Regions from separate parts of the Mus musculus genome. Here all the other regions are linked to region 1. Evidence: chromatin loops called from intact Hi-C (ENCODE). Cell type or tissue: gastrocnemius. All regions are shown on one strand.

The links. A loop is a pair of places that touch in the nucleus more often than their neighbours do. Peaks named below come from ENCODE experiments on the same cell type or tissue, not always from the same donor. Only the 100,000 strongest peaks of a DNase experiment are listed, where the experiment ranks them.
Region 2: it touches region 1 in a loop (2.4-fold over the local background); 2 of 42 quality-filtered maps call a loop at or near these places.
Region 3: it touches region 1 in a loop (2.2-fold over the local background); 3 of 42 quality-filtered maps call a loop at or near these places.

What each region holds. Positions count from the first base shown.
Region 1 is chr1:59,333,093-59,335,592 of GRCm38, reverse strand. The region is part of intron 12 of Cdk15 (cyclin-dependent kinase 15); the gene reads right to left. Among named protein-coding and RNA genes, the nearest start is that of Gm51625, 34 kb to the left of the region's middle. RefSeq lists an enhancer at 160-1,670. In gastrocnemius, no CTCF peak of the experiment used is centred here; DNase peaks (open chromatin) are centred at 1,162, 2,035 and 2,291; H3K4me3 peaks cover 662 bases; H3K27ac peaks cover 1,406 bases.
Region 2 is chr1:59,403,077-59,405,576 of GRCm38, reverse strand. All of the region lies in intron 2 of Gm33724 (a long non-coding RNA gene), which reads left to right. Among named protein-coding and RNA genes, the nearest start is that of Gm33724, 15 kb to the left of the region's middle. In gastrocnemius, no CTCF peak of the experiment used is centred here; DNase peaks (open chromatin) are centred at 36, 1,232 and 1,524.
Region 3 is chr1:59,408,663-59,411,162 of GRCm38, reverse strand. All of the region lies in intron 2 of Gm33724 (a long non-coding RNA gene), which reads left to right. Among named protein-coding and RNA genes, the nearest start is that of Gm33724, 9.0 kb to the left of the region's middle. In gastrocnemius, no CTCF peak of the experiment used is centred here; a DNase peak (open chromatin) is centred at 1,385; H3K27ac peaks cover 2,005 bases.

The DNA.
Region 1 (2,500 bases):
AACCATGGTGGCGAGAGCTTCTAGCATCAGTGCTGGAGAGGCGACTAGATCCATGTAACTTGACTGTGAACCAGCCCAGCCTAAGCAGTGAGCCCCACATCCCAGTGAGAGGGACTGTCTCCCATCTCAGAAATCAAGGTTGACAGCTCCTAAGGAAGGACACCCAGGTCAACTTCCATACATGGATGCTCATGCACATACACACACACACACACACACACACACACACACACACACACACACACACCAGTTAAGGACACCTAGACTAGACAAGTGAGTTTGGACAGTGATGTCACAGGATCATCAAATGTTTAAAGACCTGACAATAGAAGAAGACTTGAAATTTTCACTCTTTTTGGAGTGAAGTGAAATATGGCTCTGATGTTAACTTGGCAGTGGGAATGAGTTCAGAACTCTCAGAGTGGAGGTGTGAGTGGGTGGAGGGAAGGCAGAGGAAAGGGTTGCAGGCTTTCCCTGCCCCTGTGCAGCCTATAGAACATTGTTTCTACAAAAGTATTTGTGGAGCATGGCAAGCCTTTAAACTTCAAGATGATTTTTTTCCCCTAAGATGCCAAGACGTATTTTAAAGGAGAAGCAGGGATTTAGTCCAGGAAGGAATGGTAGAGACGGATTCAAACCTGGATTAGGATAGAAAATGAGTCAAACAGAGAGAGGGAGAGAGAGAGAGAGAGAGAGAGAGAGAGAGAGAGAGAGAGAGAGAGAGCGCCTTTGATGTCTTGATGATCAAGAGCTGGGGCTTAAGGACCAGACTCTTAAATCATGTGGCATTTACTGGCCCAGATTTTTTTTTTTAAAAAAAAATACTCTTGTGGATCAGTGTGTATGCTCAAAATGGCGAGCTTCCAAAGTCAGTCTTAACTCTCTAATGGTAACATTTGGAAGGCTTCCTGTAAGAACGGAAGGGAGCCATTTCTAGAAGGGGCAGCTTAATGATTTTCTACTCCCCTACCCCCAAATCGTTAACCAGTGTTCCTTTCCCAGAGCCCAAGTTCATGCTGAGGGCAAAGGGAATTAAGCAAAGGGCTGAACCTGGAGCTAAGATTAGAGAGCTGCCAAAGGGCCTAATTTTAGGTCCTTGCTGCCCCAGCTGACAGGCTGTACTGCTGGCTCGGCCATGGGGACCACAGTGTGGCCATGAGCTGGTGCCTGGGTGGGGAGAGCTGTTCCCTGGCCATCTGCAAAAGCAATTAGCTCACTGATGGGTGTGTTTTGAGAGGGACTACCAATAATTTCTCCTTCAACAAATGTTTCTTCAGGTGTTCAAGGGTCCGGGAGGGAGAGCGTCAGGGCTTGGCAGACATTCCCGCAGGCTCGCCCGCCCTGCATTCTAATGCTGACGTTTTCCCACTTAACAGTGATCTCCACATGGGAACCAATCCTGGAATTCCTGGGTTTTCATGGCAAATCACCCTTGATCAATTTCCTCTGGCTCTAAACTTACTGCCACAACCCAGGGACAGTGTCGTTGGAGACTCAGCTTGATGAAAATCGGCAGAGATTGATGGGGACTAGTCTTTGATTTTGTGGGGAGTTTGCACAGCAGCCTTCTGTGGGGATTTGGGCTGTCTGTCCTCTGGTCTCCATATATTTTCCACTTACAGGCTTCATGCTTAATTGTCTTCTTCAGAGGCCAGACAATAAGAGCTGGCATCTTCCAGATCAAAGGGGAAACAGAATATATTTTAAAGTGACAACTTGGTTATTCTGCGACCAGAATAATAAACTGATGTAAATATAAGCCCCTGAATGGAGGCCATAATGAAATGTTACCAAGGGAGCAAAACCTTTCTTCTAATTACAGCAAAGCAACACTCCTCAAACGTCTTTGGCAAGCATACATCTTATTTTTTCACAATTCTCGTGCCTGCAGCAGCCCGCCTCAGCAATGGAGATTTTTCTGTCCCTGCAGGTTGGGAGCTGGGTTTACCCACTGGGTCTCTCTGTCTGCAAAGCAGGCTGTTAACAAAGGCTCTTTGCCAGGGGCAATGAAAAAGCAGGCTAGTGGTGGTACCCAGCCCAGGGTATGCAGCCCTTAGTGGAGGAAGAGCCCTTGGCGAGGGCCACTGTTGTCAAGGTGCACAGACAGCCCTGGAGGCTCCTCTCCAATTCTCCCAGTACCTTTGCTCTTCCCGCCTGCTTGCAGCACATCCCAATGTCATCTTTCTATGTGTATTTCTATACCTGCCCCAAGCACACATGCACACATGCACACACACGCGAGTGCACACACACACACACACACACACACACACACACACACAGTTGCACCCCTCTTCCCTGTCTCTTGGCGCTGGCCCTTTCATCTTCTCCCTCAGGGATTCGAGATGTCGCTGCAGGAAGTGCTTGTCCGCAGAGGCAGCAGCCAGCAGAGCCCCGTGGCTTTGACAAACCTCATTTAATTGGGAGGAAGCCAGGAGAATTTGAAAGAACTGAAACATCCACGAAACTCCTTTTATCAGGCATAATTTAAACTCTGCAT
Region 2 (2,500 bases), 70 kb before region 1:
ATACACAGGAGCTTCAGTGTTGAGCAAACTGCCAGGTTCCCTTTGATGCCCACATGTTTTTCAGAAGCCAGGGTGGCACTGACATTTGAGCTCGGGAGCAACCATCTGCCACTCTTTCTGGGCAGCATTTGTGGGTGGGTACCACACAGCATCTTAAACACAAAGCGGCTAAGGCTTTTCTCTTAAGATAAAAATCCTTCGATAAAAATTCTTCCTGGCCTGGCACAATGGCTTAACAGGGAAAGGCACTTGTCACCAAGCCTGCTGGCCTGAGTTCCTTCTATACAGTGGAAGGAGAGAATCAGCTCCTGAAAGTTGACTTCCAAACAAACACAAAAAGCAAATAAATAAGAATGTAATTCAAAACCTCTTTTTTTCCTGATCTTGGCTTTCCACACATTTTCACCCCCTCGTCCTTTGCCTACCTCGAGGTAATTGCTGTTCTTTAAGCATCCATCCAAACAAGGTATTTTTGGTGTCTTAGTCAGGGTTTCTATTCCTGCACAAACATCATGACCAAGAAGCACTTGGGGAGGAAAGGGTTTATTCAGCTTACTCTTCCACATTGCTGTTCATCACCAAAGGAAGTCAGGACTGGAACTCAAACAGGTCAGGAAGCAGGAGCTGATGCAGAGGCCATGGAGGGATGTTACTTACTGGCTTGCTTCCCCTGGCTTGCTCAGCCTGCTCTTATAGAACCAAAACTACCAGAGATGCCACCACCCACAAGGGGCCCTCCCCCCTTGATCACTCATTGAGAAAATGCCTTACAGCTGGATCTCATGGAGGCATTTCCCCAACTGAAGCTCCTTTCTTTGTGATAACTCCAGCCTGTGTCAAGTTGACACACATAACTAGCCAGTACGCTTGGGAAATACCCCGCATTCTTTTGCTTCTGACTTAGCTCCTCTTGTCTGGTCATTTGTCTTTCATCTCTCTCTGAAGGGAGGTCTGAGTAGGTGTCATCAGACCGTAGAGGGTCTGTTTCTGCCCCAGTCTCCCAATCCCTTTGCCACAGGTTTTCCCAGGGACTTGCTGTCCTCTTGGTTTAGCATCTCTGATGCTTAGCACCAGCAGCGGTTACACCCTGTCCACAAGGCTCACCGAGCCCTGCTAAGGATACCAATCCCTGAGCCTTGCAGTTTGCCCCTGGGCATTACTATGCTCCCGGCTTGCTACATTTTCCTCTTACATTATTTTAGGCATGGAAGGGTCCTTTAAATGCACATCTCATAACTAGAGCAAAAGGACACTTGGCTGATGGCCGGTCCTGTGCTCTCCAGCAGGTTTGCACCTGACAGGTCAATTGTCTCACACTGCACACTGTGAGCTCCCCCCCCCCCCCCGACTCTTTCATTACATCCATTTTCCTTTTTATGTTTTTTTACTTATTGGGTTGTTGTCTGTTTCCTCTATTGGATGTGTCCTCCACAAGGACAGGGTGTTGTTCATTTGGTCCGCTATGCCTTAGCCTTTCCAGGACCTCAGTGTTTACTGGGTAGAATGTAACCAAGCATTCCCTTTTCCAAGGTGAGACACATGGCTACCTCACCTCCCTGGCTAGCCAACTTTGGTTTAAACAGGAAAACAAGTGCCAAGAATGACCTGTCTGGGAAATGATAAAATCCCGGCTAGCATGAGTTCTGGGCAGCAGCCTCGTTGAGAAACAAACTCGGTGTTTCTGGGGTAAGGCTGTGTCCTGGGGCAGGGTTTTCTTCCTTTCTTTCTTTCTTTCTTTCTTTCTTTCTTTCTTTCTTTCTTTCTTTCTTTCTTTCCTCTCTTTCTTTTCTTCCTTCCTTCCTTTTTTTTTTTCCGAGACAGGGTTTCTCTGTATAGCTCTGGCTGTCTTGGAACTCACTCACTCTGTAGACCAGGCTGGCCTCGAACTCAGAAATCTGCCTGCCTCTGCCTCCCAAGTGCTGGGATTAAAGGCATGCGCCACCACGCCTGGCAGGGCAGGGATTTCAATGTAGGAAGAGCTCACTTGGTTCCTGTACTAGATCTCACTGCAAATAACCTCTGGGACCTTGAATGTACTCACAGCTCTGAAGTAATTAAGTGGAGGCAGCTTCATTCAGCTCCTTCCAGTTTGTGCTGCTCTCACCCTAAGGCACAGCTAGGTAGCAGATAGGGATATGGATTCTCAGGAAACCCAGCTGTCTTAGGCCTGAGCCTTGTGAAGAGCCAGAGGCGGGCACTTCTAGTGGAGGCCAGGCTGGCAAGGGAGAAGTTCAAAAGTGCGGGCTTAGTCCAGGGTTGGGGTGGGTGGCAGGGTAAGGAGAGGGAGGGTAGGGAATGGGGTGAGAGCTGGATAGAACTCATTCAACCCAGGAACCAATGGAGCAAGCAGCTGATAGAAGCAAATGAGGGCCTGGCACTGCAGCTTTGTGTGAATTAGAAAAAGATGCCTCTCGGAGAAGAGGATGGGAAAGGATGTCTCCTCACAACTGTAGGCGAGGCCCTCATGAGAAGATCAGAAAGCCAGCCAGGCCTTGGGACA
Region 3 (2,500 bases), 76 kb before region 1:
CTCATGTTGTGGTGACTCTCAGCCAGAACATTGTTTTTGTTGCTACTTCATAACTGTCATTTTGCTACTGTTATTAATAGAAATGTTAGGCAAGATATCTGATATGTGACTCTCAAAGGAGTCGTGACTCACAGAGTTCTTGAGAACTGCCGGTGTAAAGAAACCTCCATAAGTGTTTTAGTTAGGATTTCTACTGATGCCATGACCAAAAACAACGTGCAAGAATGGGTTTATTTCACTTATTTATTATTTATTTATTTACATTCTACCCTACACTTTCAGGTAATAGTTTATAACTGAGAAGTCAGGGCAAGAACCTGGAGTCATGAACAGAGGCAAAAGCCATGGAGGGATGCTGTTTACTGGCTTGCTCCTCACAGCTTGCTCAGCCTGCTTTCTTGTAGAACCCAGGACCACCTGCCCAGGGGTGGCCCCACCCATAGTGAGCTGGGCTCCCCCACATCAACCATTGATCAAGAAAATACCCCTGCAGATTTGCCCCCAGGCCAGTCCTATGGAGACATTTTCTCAGTGAAGATCCCCTCTTCCCAGCTGTGACAGGAACCACCCAGCACAGTTTTCCAGTGGCCATTCCCACCGTGCATGTTTGAGTTTTCCTTCCTCTGTGTTCTCACCAGCATTTGCTACTTAGTCCTTTGAATCACAGCCATTGTGACTGGGTTGAGGTACTGGCTCTCTGTCCCTTTGATTTACAATTCTGCTTAGTGATACTGAGCGTCTTAATCTAACTTGGGGTCATTTGTGTGTCTTCAGACCATTTGCCAGAGTTTTGATTGGAGTTCTTCGTTGTGCTGTTCTTTAGTTATTATAATATCTGAATGTGTAGCCTTCTCTGTTGGACAGTTTGCAAATAACTCCTCTCAGTGTGTGGGTTGTCCCTTCACTCTGATACCCGTTTCCCTCACTGTGTAGAAGCCTCTTAGTTGGATATAATCCCATTAGTATGTTTTTACTTTTGCCTGTGGTTTTGGGAGTCTTATCCTAAAAGTATCTACTCTGATCACATGTCTTGAAGCATTTCCTTTGTGTTTTCTTCTAGTAAGTTCAAAGTTTCAGGTCTTAATTTAAGTCTTTGATTCTTTCGAGTTGTTTTTTGTATATCATGAGAGGGAGGAATTTAGGTTTCATTCCACATGTACTGCCTGACTCTTGCCCAAAAAAATGTTGTGGCAGCCACATTCTCAGCAGTGGGTGGGAAAGCCAGTCTCCCCACACCCTCTCTTTTGGAAAGCAGTTGTTGATTACCAAGCAGACTTGCTTATAGGGACGCAGTGAGCCCGTATCAGTTAATTACTTTCAGATATGTGACACCCACAGGACATCTGCTCTTAAGTGACAGCTGAGACTGGCCTGGTGAGACTCTGGCGTTCTGCCAAAGCTCTGGAACCTGACTTCTGACTCGTGACCTTCTTGCTGCTCCTTAGATGGTTTCTGCAGCTCGTTTCACCGATACACCCACAGTGACAGACCTTGTCCAGCCTGTGCTGACTGACTGATGGAGCTTCTTAGAACATTCCCCACGTTTCTCAAGCTTGTCCTTGGAATATTCTGGAAGCTTTTCTTCCTTTCTCCCTCCTTCCCTTCCTTCCTTCCTTCCTTCCTTCCTTCCTTCCTTCCTTCCTCCCTCCCTCCCTCCCTCCCTCCCTCCCTCCCTCCCTCCCTTTCTTCCTTCTTTCCTTTCTTCTTTCCTTCCTCTATCTTTCTGGTGACAGTAGAGCATGGTAGATTCTGGGTTTGAATCCTGCTTTTAACTGTGTGACCTTGGGCAGGTGACTTTCCCTTTCTGTTCATTGGATTTGTTTCTTCATGTGCCAAAATGGGAGTAATAATCATATCTGCCCCACTGTTCTTGTGAGGCCTAGGGCAGGTGAAACAGACAAAGAGACCTTTGTGGGAACAAGAGATACAGGTTCTCACACCCTTAATCCACAAAGCCTGCTACCCACCAGGAATCTCTCTTTTCTTGTCAACAGTGAATGAAATGTGACGGTCCCTCCGATGTCTGCTCTCTTATCTTATCGAGAGAGAGAGAGAGAGAGAGAGAGAGAGAGAGAGAGAGAGAGAGAAACAACACCCCTCTAGATACGGGAGGATGCCAAGATGTCTCCAAGGATGAGCTGCCGCCGATCTGTATCTTACATGAGAAAAATCTCCTTAAAGTTTGAGGAAGAGATTTCTTTAAAAATACCATCTTCACGACTAACAAAAATCACCCACATCAGACCACTCTGACAGCTGATAAGAAGCCTGCTCTCTGTCAGTCGCAACTCGAGTCTCCCGAAATCAGTGCAGGCCTCTTCCTTAACCCATTTTTCCTTTAATTAGAACTTTTTGCCTGAGACTTTCTGATCTAGATTTAGTTTTTATTTCCATAATAACTGGGACACACACACACACACACACACAAAAAGCCGGGCGTGGTGGTGCAGATTTCTGAGTTCGTGGCCAGCCTGGTCTACAAAGTGAGTTCCAGGACAGC